2 separate regions of the Homo sapiens genome follow, and region 2 is linked to region 1. Evidence: chromatin contacts called from ENCODE Hi-C data. All regions are on one chromosome and are shown on one strand. Each heading gives the region's core, a stretch centred on a gene start or an enhancer-like site at or near the end of the contact. The rest is flanking DNA. Distances are from core to core; before and after follow the strand shown. Region 1 overlaps SCUBE1 (signal peptide, CUB domain and EGF like domain containing 1). Region 2 holds the start of PARVG (parvin gamma).

The links. A loop is a pair of places that touch in the nucleus more often than their neighbours do. Pooled maps may share reads with other maps.
Region 2: a pooled map shows a loop between it and region 1 (5-fold over the local background). The contact joins the promoter of PARVG here to the enhancer-like site in region 1. A Hi-C loop is called at or near these places in 4 of 50 pooled maps.

What each region holds. Positions count from the first base shown.
Region 1 is chr22:43,261,759-43,265,430 of GRCh38, reverse strand. It overlaps SCUBE1 (signal peptide, CUB domain and EGF like domain containing 1), which reads left to right. Exons shown (of 22, transcript NM_173050.5): 5 at 2,586-2,711. It overlaps LOC124905129 (a long non-coding RNA gene), which reads right to left. Exons shown (of 2, transcript XR_007068120.1): 2 at 1,708-3,672. Among named protein-coding and RNA genes, the nearest start is that of SCUBE1-AS1, 12 kb to the left of the region's middle. RefSeq lists enhancers at 413-912, 1,270-1,319, 913-1,414, 1,340-1,619, 826-2,025. Within about 2 kb of position 1,995, at least 17 of the 41 ENCODE cell types and tissues checked have a DNase peak (open chromatin) inside an H3K27ac peak, as active enhancers do.
Region 2 is chr22:44,178,403-44,182,174 of GRCh38, reverse strand. It overlaps PARVG (parvin gamma), which reads right to left and starts at 1,250. Exons shown (of 14, transcript NM_022141.7): 1 at 990-1,250; 2 at 258-433. RefSeq lists enhancers at 1-532, 533-1,263 and silencers at 640-769, 1,940-1,989.

The DNA.
Region 1 (3,672 bases), core at 746-3,245:
CCTTTGAGACCAGCTGACTACAGATAGGGCCTGGGGCTCACCCTTCCCAGCTCTGCGATTCTGTTGCTTAGTGTCTTATTGACTGTGGGTTACTGCAGTCCATAGTCATGCTAGAGTACGTCCCCAAAGTGTCCTTCACCAAGAAAACAACAACATCTTGGCTCAGTGTTAAAGTCTTTAGAGTCTCAAGAAGAAAGATCACTTGATGGCAAGTCCACGACGAGGGAGAAAACTGAAAGACCTCTAGGGCTTAATATTCCATTACCCAGGGCTCCGGCGTGCATCAGCTCCCCAGTGACAAATGTATGGTTGGTGATGATTAGCAAGGCTTCTTGTAAACTGTGATTCTTTGGCTGGGAATGGAAATTCAATCTCCCTTTCTTCATCATCTATAAGCCTTTGCCAAACAAGGGCCCTTGGGCTCTTCCCAGCTCAGGAAGAAAGCACAGATCTGCTTACAGCATTGATCTCCTGTGCCGGCCATAGGACAGCCCTAGGAAATTCACATGGGTGGTGGCATGGGGAGACACAGGGAGTAGAAGGCAGGAGCCAGGAGGCTTTGGGGAACTGGTGGAGTTTGAGGCAGGCCTAGGATTTAGTTTATGGAAGATAGGAGAGGGTGTCCGGCCCAGGAGGAAGGAGCAGCAAGGGGAGATGGAGCACCCTCGGGGGCTGCCCAGCAGGCATTGTGGGATGGCGAACCGTGGAGTGTGTACAGCTGTGAAGAAGCTGGAACAGCAGGGAGCCATGGAAGCCAAATGAACAGGGATGAAGGGGGCGACCCTGGACTCAGCCCACCGCCGACAACAGCTGTCAGTAACGGTCAGGGAGATGGCTTGCTGGCCACCACCCACTGGCCAAACCCTTACCAGGGCAGGAGGCTCCCAGAGGACCTGATGAGGGACTGAATATGTCTCAGTAGCCTGGGAAGGTTTCTCTACCGAGAGCCGCCTCTGGCCACCCGGTCCAGCCAGGCCCCAGGGAGGAGCCACGCTGTCTCCAGACCTGCAGGAGAGACACCGGCCTCAAGAGCCAGTGCCCCCACAGACAGACCTCGTCTCTTATTGCCTGGCATTTCCTGTCTGTAACTGGATTTAATTTGCACAGCTCCTCTGTGAGACAGAGGTGATCCTGCCCCTTCTAAGATTAGGCTCAGAAAAGGGAAGCAGTTGTCTCCCAGGCCACAGCCAGGAAGGAAGCCAGATTCACACCTACATCTGCCTGACTTTACAACGACCTTTCTAAGAAAGGGACGTGCTATGGCTGGCTTGTCTCAGCTTGTGAGAGCCAACTGTGCACATTTGTTCCCAGCTCTACCCTTGGCGACATCTCCCTGGTACCTTGAAATTAGCCGTGGCTGGCGTATTTATCCCACGTAAATTGGTAAATACTGCAAATCAGCCTCCACCCCTGCCGGCTGTTAAGCGTTGACCGCACGCCACTATCTGTGTGACTCAGGCGCTGATGCTGTTTTGGAATCGAGCCAGCGGAAAGGGTCTTTCCGTGTGAACTTGCAGCTTCTGTGCAGGGCAGCAGCATGAAAGCGCTTTCCGTGCTAACTCGTTGCTTAGTTAGACTCTGCGTCATTCCAACAATTTGATTGATTAGTGAGAAAATCAAGGTGAGGAAATATGAGTCGCAAAATCAGGTGAAACCAGGAGTTACAGTGCCGGGCAAAATGCAGGCTTCCTCATTTCCATTTGTTTGTTTGATTTTTAACTTTAGACGTTTTTGTCTTTATTACAACTAGCAGGGTGTTTGTGTTCTTAAATCTATTCTGTGTTGCTGCATACCCGTATTTAAAGTGGACGGGGTCAGGATTGAGCCAGTCCTCCCTTGGAACAAGAGGCCGGTGTGTCCCGGGGGAAGGAGGTTGCCCTGTGCGTGTTCGCCGTCTGCAGCCTTCACTGCCGCTCCCCGAGCCGGCTTCACTCCTGCCTGAGCTTCCTGTGGGTGGAGGTGGAAGGCAGGTCACAGAGCTGGTGGGTTGGCAGACAGAGGCGCTTCCCTTTCATCTGCCTTGGCCTCTTGATGGACTTGTGACCTACAACCTCTCACTTGACCCCTGACCTCATAAATTCTAGAAACGCCTCACAAATCACCAGGAAGATAAACATCAACTGAGGTCAACGGAAGGGGGTATGAGCCACTCCAGGCAGACAGAGAGGGGAGATCCAGTCTGCTGGGCGGGTGGGGGGTACCCTAGAACCATGGGTGGCTCGGGAGAGGGGAGCAAATCACCCTGACACAAAAGTAGTTCTACAGACCATGCCCCACAATCTGACCTAGAGCAAGAGCTTGGTCTCCGTGGGTCACGAGGTGCCATTTACAGTGCAACTCACAGAGCAAAGCCTGAATCTAGACCCAGGCACCGTGCCCTTGCTTTCTCCCTAAGGGATATCCATGTAGATGGCTGCTGCACACACGCATATGTGTGTGTGCGCAAGTGCGTGTGTGTGCATGATACATGCAATGACAGCCCATTTGATTGTTACATATCATTGGCTATCCCCTTTCAGCCTGAAATTTTCTCTCTCCCTCTCTGCCTGGTCTTCAACCCGTCTCTTGTCTGTCTCTCTTCCCAGAGGGTATGAACTGCATGAACAAAGACCATGGCTGTGCCCACATCTGCCGGGAGACGCCCAAAGGTGGGGTGGCCTGCGACTGCAGGCCCGGCTTTGACCTTGCCCAAAACCAGAAGGACTGCACACGTAGGTAGAGGGAGACAAATGGGTCAAACGTCCCGTGCGTCTCCTGCCATTACTTTCTGGAGGGTCTGTCCAGTCTGCTGGACTTTGGCCAGGGAGGGTCCCCAGCCCCATGGGGTGGAGAGAAGGGCAGGGCCTGTGGAAGGGGCCTGATAGGGCATAAGGGACAAGGGTTGTAAACCCTAGCCTTGGGGTTTTCCGCACCAAGCACGACACCACCAGTGTAGCCCCAGGAGCTGGGCTGGATCTTATGGCAGCCCCTGAGCCTAAGCTGTCCAGCAGGAATGGTGGGGCCGTGGCACAGAGGTCTACAGGACCAGGTTTCTCGATGGGCCTGGGAAGCCCCTGGTAATGAGTAGTACAAAGAAGGAAAAGAGTATGGTTCTGAAGTGGTCCCATTCCGGGCTGTGCTGACCTTTTTTCCGGGACCAAAGATCAGAACTCTGCACACCTATAGTCCCAGCTTCTTGGGAGGCAGAAGCCAGAGGATCACTCTAGCCCGACTTTGAGTCCAGCTTGGACAATACAGCAAGACCCCATCTCTAAAATAAAATGTAAAGATCAGAACTCACAATTTGACCCCTGCAAGGCTAACTGCAGATGGTGATATTCTGGGAGATCTGGGCTGAATGAGGCCTCTGGCCAAAGACACCATTTCAGGATCTGCTTGGTGGTCTGCCTACGGGGCCCACGTGTAGTCCAGCCTCTTAATGGGGTCACCCCATTCCCCAGTAGGAGTAGGAGCCAGGAAACCAAGTAGAACGATGGCTGAACTCAGAAGCTTGGGAGCCAGTGCATCCTCCCCACAGCTACGTGGGGGAGATGGTGGGGTGGGCCTCTCCTCGTGGGAGATGAGGGCACCAGGGATACCCAAAGCGATGTCATATTTGCCCTTTTTACAAAGAGCCAAAGAAGACTGCTGGAAGCACTTTCCATCTCTGGCAAGAGACAAGTGCCTCATATC
Region 2 (3,772 bases), core at 1-2,500, 920 kb before region 1:
TTCACCTGGAGACGGAGGGGTTGGCTGAAGTTCAGAGGCGGCAACTCCTCAGTAGAACAGGGAGGGAGGACGCCGAGCAGCCTCTGAGCAGGGGCAGCCGGAGGGGCCGTGGGGACTCAAGGTCCCACTTTACCGACTCCCTTCCCCGGGTGGCCTGGGCTGGGACTGCACTCTGGGATCCTTCCCAGGTGGTGTCTGGGCCCCTCCCTCCGTGACCCCCAACACTCAAGTATGGTGGCCCCGATGCCAGAACTCACCCAACCGCTTTCCACGCAGGAAAACAAAGGCCTACTGAGTGCAAAGGGTGGTCCCTGGATTCCGAATGGAAGCAAGTTCCGGGTTCTTCTGGGGTCTTCGGGGACCAGGCCGGGAGGCAGGAGCCCCGCTGCTCACTTCCTCCAGGCCCGCTCAGCCGGCAGGAGCTTCCTCCTCTCTGCGGCAGGGCCCGAGGGGGGTGGATGCCGTGAAAGTGAAGCTGCCACAAACCTCCAGAAAGCTCTGCCCGGAGCCCCAGCGCCCGCCGTGCCGCCTGGGCCCCCGGGGTTCTGCAGGCCACTTAAACTCAATGCTTTCATTTCTCCCCCTCTCCCCGCCTTCCCCAAACCATGCCAGTTTCCCCGCAGGCTGTTCACCTCCAAAATGGCAGCTACATAGGCCAGAGCCTGGGGTCGACCCCCGCAACCCACCACCAGCACCCTGTCAGCCTGGCCTCCACCCTCCATCCCGCACCGCCGTCCTCCCACCTCCACACCCCGCCCCGGGCCAGGCCCCTTCCTCTCCCGGGACCACGCAGGAGACTCCTACCTGGACTCTCGGCTGCAGACTTCCCCACGCCCCCTGCCCGCCCCTGAGCTGAGGCTCCCACAAGCCCTCGGAGGAGTGAGTCACTTCCTGACCCCACTCACTCAAACCCACCAACGGCACCCAATAGCTCTTAAAATAAAATCCAGGCTGTGCGTGGTCTGTCTCTCTCAATCGCGGTTACATACCCGTGTCTAGAACAATGCTTGGCACAAAGTGGGCTCAGTGAATAAATATTGGTGGTGGTTGTTGCCAAGGGGATCGGGAAGGCTTTCCAGAGGAGAATGGGGCCTTGACGGCTGCATAGGAGTTTGCAGTGGAAGAAGAAGGGGTGAGAACGTGGCAGGTGGAGAAAACAGCGTATGCAAAGGCATAGCAGGGTTCGAGAAGGAGAGATCTCAGCACAGTAGATAGAGAAACACTTCAGACCCGAGCTGGTCTCTCAAGCTGGAATCTTCACCATCCGGGCTGAAATGGTGAGTTTCCCTAGCAACAGGTGACTGGGAAGCTATCTACCCTTTCTGACAGGTTAGGCAGAAAGTGGCTAAATCAGGTGGGATGCAGGTGTAAGGAGTGTGTGAGAGCAGGAAAGTAGGGTCGTTTACAAGAAGTTAATAAAAAATGACAAAACTTAGTACTGGTATTGTTGCTAATATTTATGGAGTCATTGGTGATGAAACAAACATAATTTTAAGGGCTTTCATTTTACTGGAAACTTCCTTGTGAGGTAGGTACAATCATCACCCCCATATTACAGAGGAAGACACTGAGGCACATGAGTCAGTCCCTGCCATTCTGAAGTGCCCGTGCTAGACTGGGGCTTGTAACAGGTGGGGAGAGAAGCCACCGTGCAGGACCTATTTTGCTGGGGCGTGTGTAGCAGGCTCAGCCCAGCTCTGGACACAGTGGTTCTGGTGGTGGCTTCTGACTCTGGATCACAGCCACATAGATGTAGCAGCAGTCACAGTCCCAGCAGCAAAGAGACGGTATATTCCCATGTGCTAACTGAAGACTGTTTAATAAAGGGACAGCTGGGGCAGGGTTAAAGGAACCCAGAAGAGACAGTGCTACACCCCAGGCTAGCAACATGGGGAGCTGTTACTTCTTCAAAACCTAGAGGGTGAAGGAGGGAGTGGGTGGCAGAGCCCAGGAACAGAATCACTGAAGCTCTAAGAGGGGCCTCGGGATAGGAGCTGTGGCCTTTGGTAGAGGGACACAGCCAGCTCATGGTGAACCAGCAGAAGGGCACAGCTGGAGGAATCAATGACCAAGCCTCACTCTCCTCCCTCCTGCCAGGGCCTCCCCTGCCCACATCCAGCCAGAAGCCAGAGAAAAGAAGTCCCCTGCTGCGGCCCATAGATGTGAGGAGAGAAAATGGTGGGGAGTGGATCTGCAGAGGTGAACCTAAAGCATTCAACCCAGAAAGCATGCTTCTAGGGCCAGCCTGACTCGGCAGCTTCCTTCAGGAGCCAGCTCTGCAGTATTCTTCCAAGAGTCCTTGCTGGAGGCGCTGCCTCCAGCCTTCCAACAGCTTGAGAATCACACAGCTTCCTATGTTAGATTCCTTTCTCCTCCAAACAACTGAAGAGACTCTAATCATCGGCAACTGAATCCCAATTAACTTCGGATTTGTTACCAGAAACAATTGCAGGCAACACGACCTCCAGGATGGGAACTGGGATTGGTTACTTGTTCTGGTTGATTTAAAGGCAGTGGGGACCTAGTAACTGTTAGAGAATGGAGTTCTAATAGATCGTAGCCTGTGATGGCAAAATAATTACCTGTCATCACTCAGAACGAAGTACCTATTAAATTGTGGCTTTGGCAGAGTTGTGGCTTCCATACGCAATACGAGCACAGGTTATCTAAGGACTGTGGGGTGAGCTTGTTATCATCACACCAAAGAGTTTAAAGCAAGAAAAGGACAGTCCCAGGGCTTTACATTCTCAGCTCAAGGTATGTGCAGAATACAGGGAGTTCTCTGATAGCCCTCAAAGCTATCTCTCATCTCTTGGGGCTGCAGGGCTGATGTAAGAATCAGATGCGAAATCTAATCCTGTATGGTGTGGAGTTACAACAGACTAAATCCACAACTCACAAAGCCTCTTGTGTGTAGAGCATTGTTTAGGGGAAGAGAGGGACTCTAAGAATTGGAAGAGTAACATGGAGATAAGTCCAAGCACCCCCAAACCCCAATTAAGAGAAAGGCATGGATAGAAGGGAATTATTCCAGCCTTTTTTTTTTTCAGAGACACGGTGTGAAATATACCTGTGCAAATATGCCAAACACTACTGAACTGTATACTTAAAAATAGTTAAGACAGTACATTTTATGTTACGTGTATTTTTAACCACAACTAAAATTTTTAAAAATTAATAAAAAATAAATAAATTGCAGGGATCACATCACTTTAGGGATATCTCTAAATACTTCAGAATGTTTCTCCTAAAAACATTCTCCTGCATAACACAGTACCATTATGATACCTAAGAAAATTAGCATTGATAGAAGGTTTTCTAATATCTCATCCACATTCAAACTTCACCAAGGCTTCAAAAAATGTCTATTACAGCTGTATTTTTTTTAATCCAAGATCCATTCAGGCATCACACAGCACATGTGATTGCATTTGGTTTTCATGTCTCTTTAGAGCCCTGTAATCTAGAACAATCTTTCACGACACTAACATTTTTTAAACATCCAGGTCAGTTGTCCTGTAGAATCTATCACTTCTGTCATTTCCTGGTCTGCTTCTGTGGACTGATTTTTCTCCCGATTGTGGGTCACAGTTTCCTGCTTCTTTATAATAATGTTTTATTGAATGCTAGACATTAAATTTTTATGTCGTCGCGTGCTGAATTTTGTTGCATTTCTTTAAGAAGTGTTGGAATTTTTCTGGCAGAAATATTCTTTTGATGTCTGTTTTTAATAAGCGTAATCTCTGCAAGCTCTGATCTTTGTCTCCTTAAA